Regions from separate parts of the Mus musculus genome. Here region 2 is linked to region 1. The links are chromatin loops, found by intact Hi-C in ENCODE. Cell type or tissue: heart. All regions are shown on one strand. Links, peaks and the distances in the headings refer to the core of each region. The heading gives the core; the rest is flanking DNA.

Region 1 (8,252 bases), core at 3,172-5,671:
ATTTTCCTGAAGTAGAATGAGTTAAAGCACAGCTTGTTACTCCTGAACGCTTCTTCAAGTGCCAAGCGATGAGCGGCTTTACTATACTTACAAGCTTTGTTCACAGTTAAGAGTAAAGCACTGTCTTCCTGCTTTCATGAAGTCATCTCGAAGGGCTGCCTGAATGGTTAAAAATCTATCCACTTCTAAGATACAAGAGATAGATCACAAAATAAAAGGGACAGAATTCCCATCACTTTGTGCTTTGCTCACTTATGTCTGTCATTTACAGAGAACACCCTCAGAGAGAGAGAGAGGGAGAGAGAGGGGTCCACAAAGAATAACCACTTATTGCAATTACATTACTTATATAGTTGACAAACATCCGCTATTACGTGCTAAATTCCTAAGATCATAACCATATAAGGGGTCAAATTAGGAAAACACACCAGATTAATTTTAGTAGTGGCGCCTTACTCACTCAGCCACCTTATTATCCCAATTAAGTTAAAAAAAAAAAAAAAAAAAAAAAAAAAGTTGAGACAGGGCCTCATATGTGGCCCTGGCTGTCATAGAACTTACTATGTAGACCAAACTGGCCTAGTTCACAGAGATTTTCCTGCCTCTGCCTCCTAAGTGCAGGAATTAAAGGCTTGCATCAGCATGCCCAGCTTCGATCAGGTAAAATTTAAAACTTCTAGTTTAAAAGGAGTCTGAACAAAATGGCTAAATACTAAATTTGAAAATATGTATGAAAGTCAGACTACATGTTTCATAACATGAAATGAGCTATAAGAAATGGAAAAATAAATATATATAATACAAATACATACACACATACAGTTAAAAAACCAAAAATGCAATTTCAGGGTTTGGCTAAAGTTAATATACCAGTATTGTTAAACTTTACAAACATTTCAGAATCACATTTAAAAAGTAATAAAACAATTCTCTTGCAGTATATAAGGAAAGTTTTAAACTCATCTTCCAAGTGCTACTAGCACTGAAACCTATTTTCTGAATTAACAAAATTAAGTTTATGTCTATTTCTTTATCGTCTACCATTTTAAGTATTGCCGTTTAGCAAATCATTCTTTTAAGAATGAATTCTTAGGGCTGGAGAGATGGATCAGCAACTAAGAGTGCTTGTTGATCTTTCAGAGGCCCCAGCACCCACATGGTGACTCCAGTTTCAGTGGGTCTAAAGCCATCTTCTGGCCCCTTCAGGCATACACAGACATACATGCCAGGCAAAACGCCCATGCACATAAAACTAAAATATATCCAAAAAAGCTTTTTCTAAAGGAAGAATTCTTAAAATATTATCTCACTTGGTGATTTCTGACTTTGCTTGTAAAAGAACTAGTAGGAAGCATAGGTGAGGCAAAATGGAAAAGGATGGATCAGGGTGTGAAACGCATCCCACTGAACTGTACCCAGATGAATCTAGCAACAGCAGCTTCCCCACAGCACATGGGCATGAGAACAAAACCCTGTATCCCTCACCTTCCTAGCCAGCTTCCGGGCTGGGCTCTTCCAGCCGCCAACATCGTCATCTATCTTACTGTACTTAGTGTGAATGGAAGAAAGTTGAGAAGCACTGGCAGGATGCATGACAGCAAAGTCAGACACAGTGGAACAACCTGCAAGCCCAGGACTCAGGAGACCCAGGCAGGAAGAGCGCAAATGTGAGGTAAGCATAGGCTACCCAGCAAGAACCGGTTTCAATGAATGAAGATAAAACACATAAAAGCAAGCTGGGCAGTAGTGGCGCACACCTTTAATCTCATCCAGCACTCAGGAGGCAGAGGCAAGTGGACCTGAGAGTTTAGGGTCAGCCTGGTCTAGTTCCAGAAAAGCCAAAACAAAAACATAAAGGTAATTATAATCTCAAAGTCCACATTCTCTAGTTAGAAGTGAAGACTTTCCTTACTTGGTTTTACTATATATAAAAATTATTTCATTGTTACCAAGTAATCAAACCCCACATTACATATGTATGCATGTTTTTAAAATACAGCAGCTTAAGTAACCTTTTCTTTAGCAAAAACAATATCCCCTAGGGTAAGATGAATTAATGAACACATTTGATCACTTATAGTGTTATGTTAAGTTATTTTGAAAAGAGTTAACTTCTGCTGTAAAGATGGTCAGGAAATAAACTTTGAGCAAAGATACCAAATGAAAACCACACCAAAGAGTGATTCTGCTATTGAGCTGAGAGCCAGTTCAGAAGTTAAGAGAAAGAACTACTCTTGAGAAGACCCTGGTTTGATTCCCAGCACCCATAGCCAATACCTGGCAAGCACCTGTAACTCAGATCCAGAGCAGGTGTGGCCTACACAGGTACTTTCATACCCACATACCCACCCAGAGATAACATACACAATTAAGAAATAAGAAATAAATCTGTGTCAAAATGCTACTATTTCCAGGAAAAATGATCAGATACTTTAAAAGAGATACATATAAAAGGTCAAGATTTAACTTTAGAACAGAAAGGATCCGTTCCCACTCTAATCCAACAAAAGAAAGACGCTGCTACTCTTCCACAGCACTGCCTGAGGCATAGAAACAGGCATAAAAAGCACTTTCCCCCACTGCTGAAGACAAAGTAAATTCCAAAAATAGCAATCTCTTACAAACAAATCTGCCTTTTCCAAAAACTAAGTATAAAAGCTAACCAGCTCTCATGCCAGATACAATCCCAGTGTGGATTTTAATCTTCATTTTTAGTCTTAAATAATGCCTGTATCTTAAGACAGATCACCGTCAAGTGTTAGTAACAAATAATGTCTTAATACAGATAAAAATCTTAAAGCAATCATATAGCCCATCTGCTGTCAACTGATGTTCCACAGTTCCTTTTTTGGCCTCAAATGATGAAACTTCTCTAACGTCTCTGGGGAGACTAGTAAAGTATAACGTTTCCTGAAATTGTTCTTGTTTCACTGCACCATTTCGTGACACCTCTTCACCTAAGAATGCTACTGCAGGAAAGGCCAAAAGTACAAGCAAATGCAAAAAGAATACCATAAGGAAAGCTGATTGAAGGAAGATACAGGGGAAGGAGGGAAATGCGTAAGAATGCAAACCATTGCTAGCAGAGAAGCGCCAACAACGAGATCTTGCTTATTCTTCTAGAAACAAAAACCAAAAATTCTAAGGAAAATGCGGATGTTACTCGAGGATGATGTTAAAACTCCAAAAAGCGTTCCGCTGACACGCTACAAGAGTTCTACTCTCTCTTCCTATGTGCTTTAACACCGCTAGCCCTATCTGCAAATTAAATGCCGGCTATAGATAATGCAATCTCTAGAAACTACAATTGTGGTTGCCATCTTTGCCTGAAAATTTTTTCTTTTATTGGATTTGCAAGGGGGGGGGGGAATACATTAAGTTGGAAGCTACAAAAAACACCTTCAAGTCTGACAGAGCACAGGTTAACAGGCGTCTCCTACCAAACTAAGGTTTTAAAGGTCTGGGAAAGAAAGGCAAAGGAGCCACGGCCTTACCAATCCCGCAAGGGTGGGGCATCGCAAGAAAAAAAAATTTAAGAGGGCGAGTTTCTATCGAGGCCGAGGAGCAGGCCCACGAGCTCGCACGTTGTGGTAGCACAGGACGCTGGGGACAGGGACGAAGGGCGGCTTCGAAGAAGAGACGTGGGCTGCCAGGGAATGCCCAGAGTGCGGGCTGATAGAAGGAGGCACCCACCGGGCACCGGATGAAGATCAGAGAAGAACGAGCATGAGTCCGGCGATCCGAGGCTGCGCGTGGGAGGCCGGGCAGAGGCCGCGGAGCGCCGTGGGCAGGCGGCCGTCCTCGGCGAGGGGCTCTGCCGGTCTCCGGCCGCCCCGACCGCGGGTGACGGCGGCGGGCACAGCTGTTTCCACCCCGCTGGGGAGCGCGAGGGGAAAAGCATCCCGGCGGTGGCCAGGGAGCCGAGCGGCAGGCATCCTCGCGTAGGGGCGCGGAGCGGAGCCCCCACCGCGAAGCGCACGACGAACTTCGCCCTTTCTTCCCCCTAAGCCGCCTTTATGCCACAACTTCGCGGCCGCTACTGTCCGCGGCCACCGGCCGACACCCCCGCTCGGCTCGCCGCCAGGCGATCCCCCGACGCCCCGAGGTCAGGGAAGGTCGCCCGGAGCCAGGCCCAGAGGTCTCGGACGCCGACCCCGCGCAGACGCTCACCTCGTCTCGATGGCCCCCTCGCCCTCCCCGCTGCAGCAGCTCCGCTCACCTGCATTGACGCCATGATGAAACCATCCCCCCAAGGCCAGCGAGGCCCGAGACGCAGGGGGCGGAGCCGCCGTGCTCGCGTCACGCCGCGGGGGCCCAACATCCCGGGCACGGGGGTGGAGTCGCCGATGGGAAGGGGCCCGCGTGTCCGATTGGCTAGCGCGCGGGTGCCCGGGGCGGGGCGGGGCGGGGCCAGGCCGGGCTCCCTAGGTACCTTGCATCCCAGCCAATTTATACGCGGGCCCACCCTCAGTGCTGGCGGAGGCGCTGCTCCAGGTCGGACTGAAGCGTTATGCCGAGGTCACAATGCTGTCCGGGCATTTGGCAGGGAGGGGATCTCATTTTGTTTTTCCAGCTACAAGTGTAAGATTTACAGCCCACCCCCTTCATATGTCTTTTTTACACCTACCGTGTTTTCGCTCCTGAGGCAGATACAACTTCGCCTGGAGATGCTTTCTGGTATTTGCAGACCTAGGAAGCTTCTACTTTGAGGGGCAGAGAGTCACAGGTTTCCCTATAGGACAGAATGAAAACTGAGAGCAGTGATCTTAAAAGCAAGAACAATTGGATTTGAAACGTGCTGGAAAGGGAAGGAGGGTGAATAATGGAGTTCCCTTTTGTGTGCAATTTTCTAGTTCCCTAACCCTCTAAATTGTAAAGTCCAGGTATACCATAAGAGTCGTTGTTACATCAGTCTTACTTTTGATTAACAATTTGACTCTAGCCGTGAAATCTCAATATAATGAATATAGTTTACGTAATTTAATACTTAATACTTAATACTTAAACCTTCTGCCATGCCTAGATTTCTCTTCACCCTATTCTGTGGTGGGCAGTTGCATGATCAGACGACCTATGAGTGAGCTTGAGTAGAAATCGCTGAGCATACAGAATTTATTCTAGGAATGCACCAGTTCTGCCAGCATTTATCAGAAGTCACATTTTTAAAGCTCCTCCGGAACCAAAGATGTCGTTTACTTAAATACCAAACGAAAAATGGAAGCCAAAAGCTTGCACCTCATGTCCTGTCTCTAAAGGAATCAGAGAGGATGGCATGTTGAGTAGAAGGCTTTTACTTTACCCGGATGAAAGTTTAAATCTTTATTTTTATTGACTTGGCTTCATTTTTAGACATTTCTCTAAAATATAAATATAATGGTGATGTAGGTTATCACTCTCACACTTAAGCTAGAGCACGATGTTCCTCTGAGAACATCCGTAAGGAAATGTGTTCAAGAGAGGAAAAGATGTCTAAATCTGCCAGTTTTTCTGTGGTGTAATATTCAAGACGGTTTCTCTTCACCATGGAGGAACTTTTCCATGGGGTTTGCATGACTTGGAGTACAGGACTCAACCAGAAGCATATCCGCTATCAGTTCAGGTATGTCGTTACCATCACAACATGGAACAAAGTGCCCACATAGCCCAGTGATGAGGTACGCTTACAGGAAAGAGTCTCCACCAGGCCTTCCAGAGATCTTTGTCCCTGTGATCTCAGGCTGTAATGTACCAGCTAATGTTCATGTTGTTTTAAAAGTTGATTCTTCTCAAAGGTGTAAATGACAAAGGAGACTCTACAAACATGGCATTATGACCTCATCAAAGTAAATGGCCTACTAGACAAGGTACTCAGAAGGAAGAAAAGCAATTACACCTTGGTGTTGCTTACAGTAGAACTAATGTCAGGTTTCCACCTCACAGGTGTCCAAGGGATCTTCACGGGAGGCAAAGTCACATCCTAGGAAATTCTAAGCAGCTCATAACTACCTATCGTCTTTATTCTTTAATTAATACATAATAGGGTCTGGGGTGTATAGTTCACTGGGAAAACCTGTGGTTAACATGTAGGAGATCCTGGATTTGATCTCTGAGTACGGAAAGCAAAACAAAAGGCAAAAATATATAACAGACTGTTCGCCGACATACTCAGGAGCAAGGAGTGATGTAGAGGCTATTTTCAGTGAGAATAAGTGTTCCTAAAGCTCTTGACTGCCCGTTATTTGATGGAGATACTCACATTTTTTTCCCAGAACATGGCTTATTAGTGGATATGGCCCCTTAAAGTGGGATACTACGAAAAGGGGAAGTGGAAGTGAATCCCCAACAATAGGGAAGGAATTGACACAACCATGTTAGAAAAAGGCTCAGCCATGATGAAGTAAAAGTTAGAAAATCTTTTAAAAAGCAGTATTTTTGATAAAACATAAGTAGCACAAAATGTAATGTTAATTCCACTTAGCAATTCAAACGAATTGTAAAATACATCTTTGGGACAACTGGAGCCAAGTAAAAGTAGAATGAATATGATGAATTGTTCTTTAGTGGAATTATTCTTTAGGTGGGTGGTGGTAACAGAGGCAGGTGGATCTCTGTGAGATTGAGGCCAGCCTGGTCTACAGAGTTCCAGGACGACCAGGGATACACAAAGAAACCCTGTCTAAAACAAACAAACAAACAAACAAACGAAAGAAAGAAACAGAATCATTGTTTATATTAAATTCAATAATGGTATTCAGTTTTTAATTTCCACATCAAGTAGAATGACTATCAGCTGGCAAGGAGAGGCAGTTCTTCCTCATCTCCTGAACCATCATCACTTCTATCTCTTGTAAGAAGAAACAGGAGAGTAGAATATGTGGGCAGGTGTCTGAAGTCTCCCCTTCAGGGCAAGGGAAAGCCTGAGATAATGCCGAGTAGGATAGTGTATTAGTCAGGGTTCTCTAGAGTCACAGAACTTATGGATAATTTCTAAATAGTAAAGGAATTTATTGATGACTTACAGTCGGCAGCCCAATTCCCAACAATGGTTCAGTCGCAGCTGTGAATGGAAGTCCAAGGATCTAGCAGTTACTCAGTCTCACGCAGCAAGCAGGCGAAGGAGCAAGAGCAAGAGCTAGACTCCCTTCTTCCAATGTCCTTATATTGTCTCCAGCAAAAGGTTTAGCCCAGATTAAAGGTGTGTTCCACCACACCTTTAATCCCAGATGAAAGGCATAGCCCAGATTAAAGGTGTGTTCCTTAACTCGGAGATTCAATCTTCTGGAATCCATAGCCACTATGGCTCAAGATCTTCAAACCAAGATCCAGATAAGGATCTCCAAGCCTCCAGATAAGGGTCACTGGTGAGCCTTCCAATTCCGGATTGTAGTTCATTCCAAATATTGTCAAGTTGACAACCAGGAATAGCCACTACAATCCACCCCTTGTCAACTTGACACAAATAATATCTCATGTTCACATGAAACAATAACAAGGTTGTAAATACGCCTAACATGATATAACTATCCCTCGTACAATCGCAAACGCATTAGTAAATTTACAATGGGCATTCATATTACTTTATAATCCTCGTTTCTGCAACTGGTTACGTGGCCTTAATTGGTATTTATAACTACCTTCCTCTACTACCCATTCTGTATTTCCTTCACCTTCAGCCAGCACCTCAGCAGGTCTTGGCTCTTTTCCTGGAGGATTGACCCATACCTTCATTCCTGATGGGTCTGCGTCCTTTGTCATCCTGCTTGGATTAGGCTGTTGTAGTTTCCCATTGACTTTAATCACAGGACATGGTAGTACTAAGAGACGCCCTAAGGGATCTCCTGCACTCCAGACATAATCTTGCTTACCACCATTGTGAAGAGGTAATCCAATTTCCCCATGGTAATCTGGATCTATCACCCCTCCTAACACTGTTATTCCTTTTTTAGCCTGTTGGTTTAAGGGCATTAGAAGCCCAAAATGACCAGGGGGAAGTCTGAGCTTCCAGTTCAATGAAATGTTTGTTGTAGCTCCTGGTAGGAGCACTCCCCTCTCTGGAGCCAAAACTTCTAAGCCAGCAGAACCTAGAGTTATGGGGACAGGAAGCAAAAATTTTCCTAGAGGGTCACTAGGAGTGATAGTAAGTGGAACTATTCCGTTTTCCACCCCTTGATTCCTGGACCCATGAATCCTGGCTATGGGTGAAACTGTACCATATATCGAGCGCTGATTCAAAGCATATACTGCCTTCTGAAGAACTCTGCCCCAGCCTTCCA
Region 2 (8,252 bases), core at 2,845-5,344, 69 kb after region 1:
TTGCCCCTGTTCCTCCTCCTTCCAGCATTCCTTAGTTGCCTGTAGTTCTTTGTCTAGGGTTGAGGCCTCGTCTATTACTGTCATTGTTCACTTCATGTTTAGGCAGTCATGCTGGTAAGACTTTATGAGTGTAGCTTTCTCCATTACTAGGATACAAAGTCTCACAGCAAACACTCTGAGTCTCTGGCTCTTAGTCTTTCCACCTTCTTTTCTGAAGTTTTTCTTGATCCTTAGGTCAGGGAGTGTTTTGTTCATGTGTCCATGGACTGAGCCCCCACAAGTCTGCATTTTAATTGGTTGTGGTTTTCTATAGTGGTCTCCATGTGTTACAAAGAGAAATTTCCTTAATGGAGGGAGGGAGAATACGGCACTTATCTACGGATATAATGGCAAATACTTAAAATGTAGTCAGGGATTTTGCTGCTTTATTAAAATGGTGGTTATAGTTTCTCCTCCAAGACCTCTCCTAACTTGTTAGGACTCTGGTGAGCATGGCAAGCATGGCTCCCTCTGCCTTGCTAAAACATCATCATCATCACATCACATCATCATTACATCATCATCACATTATCATCACATCACACCATCATCACATCATCAACAACAACAACAGATTACATTCCTTAAGCTAGCCACCAAGGTCTATTCCCTTATTTGGCCACTTCCTCCTCTTGAGGCTGACTACCAAGGTCCAGCTATCAAAGCATTGAAGTTTAGCAATCAAAAGCCCCCTTTGGCTCACATAATTTATAACATGCCCAATTAACATTAAACATCTCATCCTAACACAGTTTTCCCCTTAAACCTTTATGAACTGCCATTTTTTTTTTTTAATGTGCCACATCTGACTCCTCTATCCAGAGGCAGTCATTTGTCCTCTGAGACAAATACCCTCCTTTCACTCCCTCGTTCCCTTCCCCTTCTCCCTCATCCTCCATCGTCTGTGGTCTTTGTCTCTTATTTCCTGCCCTCTGTTTATCTGGGGCCAATAAATCTCTTTTGTGTTGAGAACTTGGTCTGAGCTGATACCTTTTCCTTTCTTCTTCTTCTTCTTCTTCTTCTTCTTCTTCTTCTTCTTCTTCTTCTTCTTCTTCTTCTTCTTCTTCTTCTTCTTCTTCTTCTTCTTCTTTTTTTTGGTTTTTCGAGACAGGGTTTCTCTATAGCCCTGGCTGTCCTGGAACTCACTTTGTAGACCAGGCTGTCCTCGAACTCAGAAATCCACCTGCCTCTGCCTCTGCCTCCCGAGTGCTGGGATTAAAGGCATGTGCCACCACGCCTGGCTACCTTTTCCTTTCGATAATGTATTTGTGTTTTTATTATCCATTCATCCTGCCTCCGAAGTACTGAGATTAAAGTCATGTGCTACACCCGGCTGCTTCTCTCATTTTACAGTTTTTTTTTTTTTGGTCTTTTTGAGACAGGGTTTCTCTCTGTATAGCCCTGGCTGTCCTGGAACTCAGAAATCCACCTGCCTCTGCCTCCCGAGTGCTGGGATTAAAGGCGTGCGCCACCACGCCTGGCCATTTTACAGTTTCAAGAGATGGAATTCAGATCCTCCCGGCTAGGCAGCTGGGGCTTCTGCCTACCTTCTAGTTCATGTCATGTCAGTCCAAGGTCTTCATCTTCTTCAAAGCATACGGAAAGTGGTATGTTGTGTCAAACTCAAGCACTCAAGAGGCAGAATTGGGTGGATCTCTGTGAGTTCAAAGCCAACCTCATCTATATGGTGAGTTCTGGGCCAGCCAGAGCTATTCAGTGAGACCTTGCCTCAGAAAACAAACTAGAACAGAAAAGGGCCTGGCCTTGTGAGATGGCTGACTGAGTAAACAATGCTTGTTGCCAAGCCTGATGACTTGAATACAATACCTGCAGCTCATGTGGTAGAAAGGAACCAGCTCTTACAAGTTGTTCTCTGACTTCCACACATGCGCCCCTCATCCTCAAGTATTAAAAGAACCAGTTAAAATAGAAAAATGCAGTTGTGTTTAAATCCTTTTACTGACACAACATTTTTTTTCTTCTGTCTTTAGTTAGGCAGGTAAGCCCAGGGAATTTTAGTAACTTGGGGCTCTGTTTGGATCAGGTTATATATACTCTCCCACCCCCGGCTTTTCTAATAACAGCTGGCAGCCTAGTCCTTTTACCTGTCTATACTGTGCATAATACCCCTACCCAAATAATGCACCTAGCAATCTGGAACATCCACCTGGGTGGGGCTATCATATCTCTTCTCTGAACAATGGGATAGGTATGTCTCCCCTGACAACCATCAGACTTAGACACTTTCTATTCTCATGTGTTCCAACATTTACAGTACGAAGAGTGGACAATCCCAACTGGCCTGATCTGGATTTGGGTATGTGCTCAATATGGTAAACCATCCTATAAGGAAGAATCTATTTACCATATTATGCTAATGCATATTTGGGTGTGTATATAATTATACATTATATAATTATTATTTGGGTCCATTATGGAAATGGGCATATATAGTAGGAAAAATATTAAATGACATAATCTATTGATCAAAATAAAGAACCATCAAAACTATGCCCCTTGATTCAAGTGCCTCCTTCCTTTAGGCTTGATGAAAAGAGGCCCCTCACAGTCACCCAGTGGCCGGGAGTATCCTCAGGTGACCCATTGCTCTCACAGTATGCTCTGATCTTTCTATTGTTTTGCTTTAAATACAATTGCCTTGCTACCTTAACAGTTCTTAGTGAGCAGTTGAGTGTCACCACTAGAACCGGATTGTAGGCCACAGCTGTAAGCCTTCTTGGCTGCTAACCCTAAAGTAAGAGTCTGTAAAAGCCGTGCAGCTGAAGGAAGCACACTTTTCTAAAGTAGTCTTTGAATGAAATACACGCCAGAACAAAACAGCTTTTTCTTTCTTTTTTTTTTTTTTTTTTTAATTACTGGAACTCACACTTTTACCTCAAGATGCTACTCTGTGGAAGAGCTCTAGAGTCCAGCACCAACCCCACCCCCAACTCAACACTATTGCCTCAAGTTCAACCTTCCTTTTGAGTGCATTCTCAAAACTGGTGAGGTCCCAGCTGGGAATTGCTACTGACCCCGTGTAGGGGTCATCTTGCCTGTCTGTTTTGTGGCTGAACCTGTTTGTACTTGAGTAGAAATTGAGAGGGGGTAGGGGAGAGAAATCAGCTTAGATAGCTAGATGCAGCTTTCTAGGTCAGGAGAAACCGTTGTATGAGGAGGAGTGTGTGGGAGGGAGTGGCCAGCACACAGAAAAGTAGTATACCGGTGGACTTTCTTTCTTGAGACAGGATCTCACCTTATAGCTCTGGCTGTCCTGGAACTCACTATCTGGAGAAGGCTAACCTGGAACTCACAGAGATCCGCCTGTCAAGTACTGGGTGTGTGTACTACGGCTAGTGGACTTCCTTTTAAGTAAGGGTTTCCTGTAAGGCAGCTAATTGTCTCCCTGAAAATGTGCTGTTTTAAAGTGCTGGATACTTTAGTTTACACTGAGTATTAAGAAACAGTATATTCTAAGTCATTTTTTTCTTCTCTTGCCTTACAGGAAGTGCTCAGATATGAAAACAAATGCACAGTCACACATGCAAATAAAAAGAGGAAGCAGTTGGATGGGAGCTTCCAAATCACATGACTGCTGACTAAGTTAAATCTGTCCTCCTTACTGTCGAGTCCGATGGTCTTCCTGGCGAGTTTAAAGTATCGGAGATATTAAATCATGTTGCCATTTATTCTCTTTTCGACGCTGCTTTCTCCCATATTGACTGAATCTGAGAAGCAACAGTGGTTCTGCAACTCCTCCGATGCAATTATTTCCTACAGTTATTGTGGTAAGTGGCCCGGCAACAAAGAGCTGCGGCGCCAACTATTTCGAGAGAAAGTTTCCACTGAACCTGAAGCTGGAGGGCTGGCAGGAACGCTGCTCCAGCAGTGAGCCCGCTGCGGTGTGGGGTGGGGGTGGAGCAATGCCGACCACTTCCGGGTGCGGATCATCCTTTCCCTCTCCCAACCCCCCCCCCCCCCCCCGCGTTTCCCCAGGACCTCTGAATTGCTTTTTACCTCTGTTGCTGTCTTGTGGTTAAGCTCTCTCCACTCGGAGCTCGGTTTCAGGTTCTTCTTAGTTCTAGTTTGCTTCTGAGTACCAGCCCCGACACAAACTGGTTCCTCTTGAGGAGGCTAACCCACAGTGCTTCCTGGTGGGGTTGTAGCTCCAGCCTGTGGTCCTAGAGTGCTCTTGGAAGCATCCTTCTTCCTCCCCAACTGTGTGACCTTGAGCAAAATACTTAGACATTCTCAGCCTCACTTTTTTTTTAATTTGCAAAATGAAAGTTATTTTAGAATTCACTGTATGAGTCACTTGACAAATAATGATTTTATTTGATTTCGAATAGTGATTTTTAGATTTATGCAGTAATTATTACTCTATTGAAATCTGTTTTGAGACAGGGTCTTTCTATATAGCTGTAACTACCTGGAATTCACTATATAGGACAGGCTGGGTTGGAAATCATAGAGATCTGCCTGCCTCTACCTCCTGGAATTAAAGGCATACGTTGCCACGCCCAGCTTATTTTATTATTTTTTTCAAAGTATCACTATATAACATTGGCTGGCCGGGAACTCATAGAGATTGATACATATGCCTCTGCCTTTTGAGTTATTTGCTTATTTTTTTGAGACAGTGCCTTATTCTGTAGTACAGGCTGCCTAGAACTGACTATATAGCTTATGCTAGCCTCAAACTCATGCTCCCCGTTGCCTCGACCTCTCCAGTGCTAGAGTTGCAGATATTTTTCAGCTGAGCTAAACTCTGGTGCCATTGGATCATAGTTAACGCTATGGCCACATTACAACTTGTCATTAACAAATGCCTGGGACCAGAAAACCTAGTACAGGGCTTGAGAGCTGTTTCAATCTGTTTCCTCTTTCTGCTGCTCGCTCCGTTAGTTGTCCATTTTCTGCCCCTTCTAGGAATGTCTTCGTGGCTGGAAGGTGGTGCCTTCCAAAATGACAGTTCTAGGAAAAGCAAGATCATAGCCTAGTTGTCTGAAAGTGGAGCAGGGAATTTATAAATGTACTTTGAGAACTCCTGCATTGCAAATTGGTTATTTTGGGGGACTGGCTTGTCCCCAAACACTCTGACTGGGACTAATAACTAATCATCTCTGGGGCATTAGGAAGGTCCTCAGTCTGCTAACCTCTGTTTTCCTCTTCTTTTGGGCCCCCTGCTTTGTCAATTTATTTATTTACTTACTTATTATATATATGTGTGTGTGTGTGTGTGTGTGTGTGTGTGTGTGTGTGTGTGTGTGTTTTCCTGGATGTATATATGTGTATATGCTGATGCCCTCAGAAGCCAGAAGAAGGCATCAGATTTTCTGGGACTGCAATTATAGTCTCTTTTGAGCTGCCTGATGTGGCTGGTAAGAGTTGAATCTGGGTCCTCTGCCAGTGCTCTTAACCATGGAGCCCCCTACTACATGGTGACTCTTCATATGCTTAATTAGTAAAATATAATAAATATTATTCTGCTTTACTCCTTTTAAAAAAGAATTATTTATTTTATGTATATAAGGACGCTATAGTAGCCATGGCTGCTGGGAACTGAACTCTGGACTTCTAGAAAAGCAGTCAGTGCTTTTAACTGCTGAGCCATCTCTCCAACCCCTCAGCTTTATTCTTTTAGTAACAATTTAACTGTCTTTGTTAAGGACTAGGTAAAATGTTCAGGCCTAGGTAACTGTTACCTGTCTAGCCTGCCATGCTGTGCCGTTACTAATATTATAAGGAAACTTTCTTACATGCTGTTATTGCTGTTAGTAGGATGTTCTGTGCTTTGGTGTTCTTAGAAAGGAATCACAATAGAAGTTAGTTAGAACTGTTTTGTATAATTAGCCACAATAAACTTGGAACAGAACCAACTACCCAGCAGCACTTCCTAAACAGGGGTATAAGCTTTTCTAGTATTTGCCTTTACAAGGTACCCTGGGATAGATTTCAGCATGAGAGACACCTGCACCTATTTCCATTTTGAGTAAGTTTCAGATAAAGTTTAATTTCCCAAGACCTCCCTGGGAACCGACATCCTACTTGGCAGAAGGAGACATGTATGTGGGTAGCTGACATCCTGGTTGGGAAGTTAAGACATAAATGTTAGATAAGGCAAGTCCCTGCCACAGAATACCCCCAACAAAGAGGAGCAGGGTAAGTATGCAACAAAGACATGTTCCTAAGGAAATTTCCTGAATCCTGATTGGTGGAACAACTTGGCACAGATGTCTGTAGATCTCAGGCTTAAGAAACCCTATAGGATCTTGACCAGATGTTGCTGTCAGCTCCCAAGTCTGACCTGTGGTCCTGATTGATCAGTCCTGAGTTGTATGCTCAATTATGCTCAATAAACTATCTCTGTCTGACTGAGATCGGTGTTCATGTGGTTTGTGAGGCAACTCCTGGAGCCCAACATTTGTCTTTGTTTGGTTGGTTATTTTTTGAGATAGAGTTTCTCTATGTAGCCCTGGCTGTCCTGGAATTTGGTATGTAGACCAGGCTTGCCTCTCAGAGACCTGTCTACCTCTGCCTCCTGAGTGCTGGGACTAAAGACATGGGATACCACACCTGGAATATATTTGGCTTCCTCTGTCTTTTGATGAGCTTTTCAGAGGTAGAATCTGACCCTTAGCTCAGTAACACCAATAAATCCTGAGAACCGGAGAATCCCCCGACACCAGGTCAGAAGAAAGCAGCAACCCCATGATCCTGCATGTGACCATAACAGAGTGGACCAGTCCTTATACAAGTTTAATAAAAAAGCATCTTTTTGTGCTGATGTTCAGAATGCTATACTTATTGAAAGTTTTTTTTATATACTTGTATTTTCTTCATTCCTTTTAGATCACTTGAAATTCCCTATTTCAATTAGTTCTGAACCCTGCATAAGACTGAGGGGAACCAATGGATTTGTGCATGTTGAGTTCATTCCAAGTAAGTACAAACTTTCACTCTTGTAGTCGGCTACAAAGGACTCTAGAGATTCAGAATAATTCGATTCCACATATGTTTGTTATCTATTGCTATATTATAAGTTACCACACTCTTAGATATATGCTTAGCATAGCACATATCTATTGTGAGATGGCAGTCTGGGCATGGTTTACCCATGTCATTCAGGGCCCCTTATAAAGATATGATCAAGATTGTGACCATGTTGTAGAAGTTGCTGCTTCTCAGTGCACGTGGTGGTCGACAGTATTCAGTTTCTGGATTCTGGCTGTTGGATACATGGGCCTTATTACTTTAGCTGCTTGCTTCATCAAAGCTGGCAAAGGGTAATGATGAAAGGCTTGGACAAGGAAGTGGTACTGTCATTTTTTTAAAAAAAATTTATTTATTTAATGTATGTGAGTACACTGTTGCTGTCTTCATACACACACCAGAAGAGAGTATCTGATCCCATTACAGATGGTTGTGAGCCACCATGTGGTTGCTGGAAGTTGAGTTTAGGACCTCTGAAAGAGCAGTCAGTGCCACTGAGCCATCTCTCCAGCCAGGTACTGTCTTTTTTTTCTGTATTCTACAACTCATCATATAGAGGGTTTTACAAGGATATAGGCTAGAAATGGGAATGACTTGAGCCTGCTAATAATGGGTGGTCTTTGTCAACTATTAGCTATTCAGCTGGTGAGAAGTAATTGAGTTTCCATTGGAGAATCTGTATATGAGCAAGCCAGTATTTTTATTATTATTATTATTTAAAATTTTTATTCCCCCTCACTTCTTCTCTCCTTCTCTCCTTCCTAGCACCTGTGTGTGTGTGTGTGTGTGTGTGTGTGTGTGTGTGCACATGAGTGTGCTCATGTGAGTGTGAGTGCCTGAGGAAGCCAGAAGATGGTCTTGGCTCTCTTAGAATTGGAGTAACAGGTAGTTATGAGCTGCCTGGTATGGGTTCTGGGAAGCTAACCCCAGTCCTCCTTAGAGCAGCAAGCACTGTTACACACTGATCTATCTTTCCAGTCCCAGAACTCTTTACTATTAAAGTTGACCTTTTTGGGGAATGTGGTCTTGCATGGATGTGTGATGCCTTCCATTCAATCTCTAACATGAGGGAGGATATTTCTAGAAAACATATAGTGGTGATGACATGAGAGAAGGAACCGTGCTTGCCTTGTGTTCTATTCTGTATTTAATTACTTCTCAGCGTGTGAAGGCCGACGATGGGAGCTCTGTGAAAATACAAAGGCTCATCCCCTCCCATT

The links. Hi-C counts contacts between places; a loop is a spot of excess contacts. Peaks named below come from ENCODE experiments on the same cell type or tissue, not always from the same donor. Only the 100,000 strongest peaks of a DNase experiment are listed, where the experiment ranks them.
Region 2: a loop joins it to region 1, with 3 times the contacts of the local background. A loop is called at or near these places in 2 of 42 quality-filtered maps.

Annotation. Positions count from the first base shown.
Region 1 is chr1:16,615,018-16,623,269 of GRCm38, forward strand. Ube2w (ubiquitin-conjugating enzyme E2W (putative)) reads right to left here and starts at 4,274. Exons shown (of 6, transcript NM_025773.4): 1 at 4,220-4,274. The coding sequence starts at 4,234. In heart, for the core only: no CTCF peak of the experiment used is centred there; DNase peaks (open chromatin) are centred at 3,634 and 4,304; H3K4me3 peaks cover 1,661 bases; H3K27ac peaks cover 1,582 bases.
Region 2 is chr1:16,684,793-16,693,044 of GRCm38, forward strand. It overlaps Ly96 (lymphocyte antigen 96), which reads left to right and starts at 3,664. Exons shown (of 5, transcript NM_016923.2): 1 at 3,664-3,827; 2 at 6,892-6,981. The coding sequence starts at 3,716. In heart, for the core only: no CTCF peak of the experiment used is centred there; a DNase peak (open chromatin) is centred at 3,869; H3K4me3 peaks cover 1,447 bases; H3K27ac peaks cover 1,406 bases.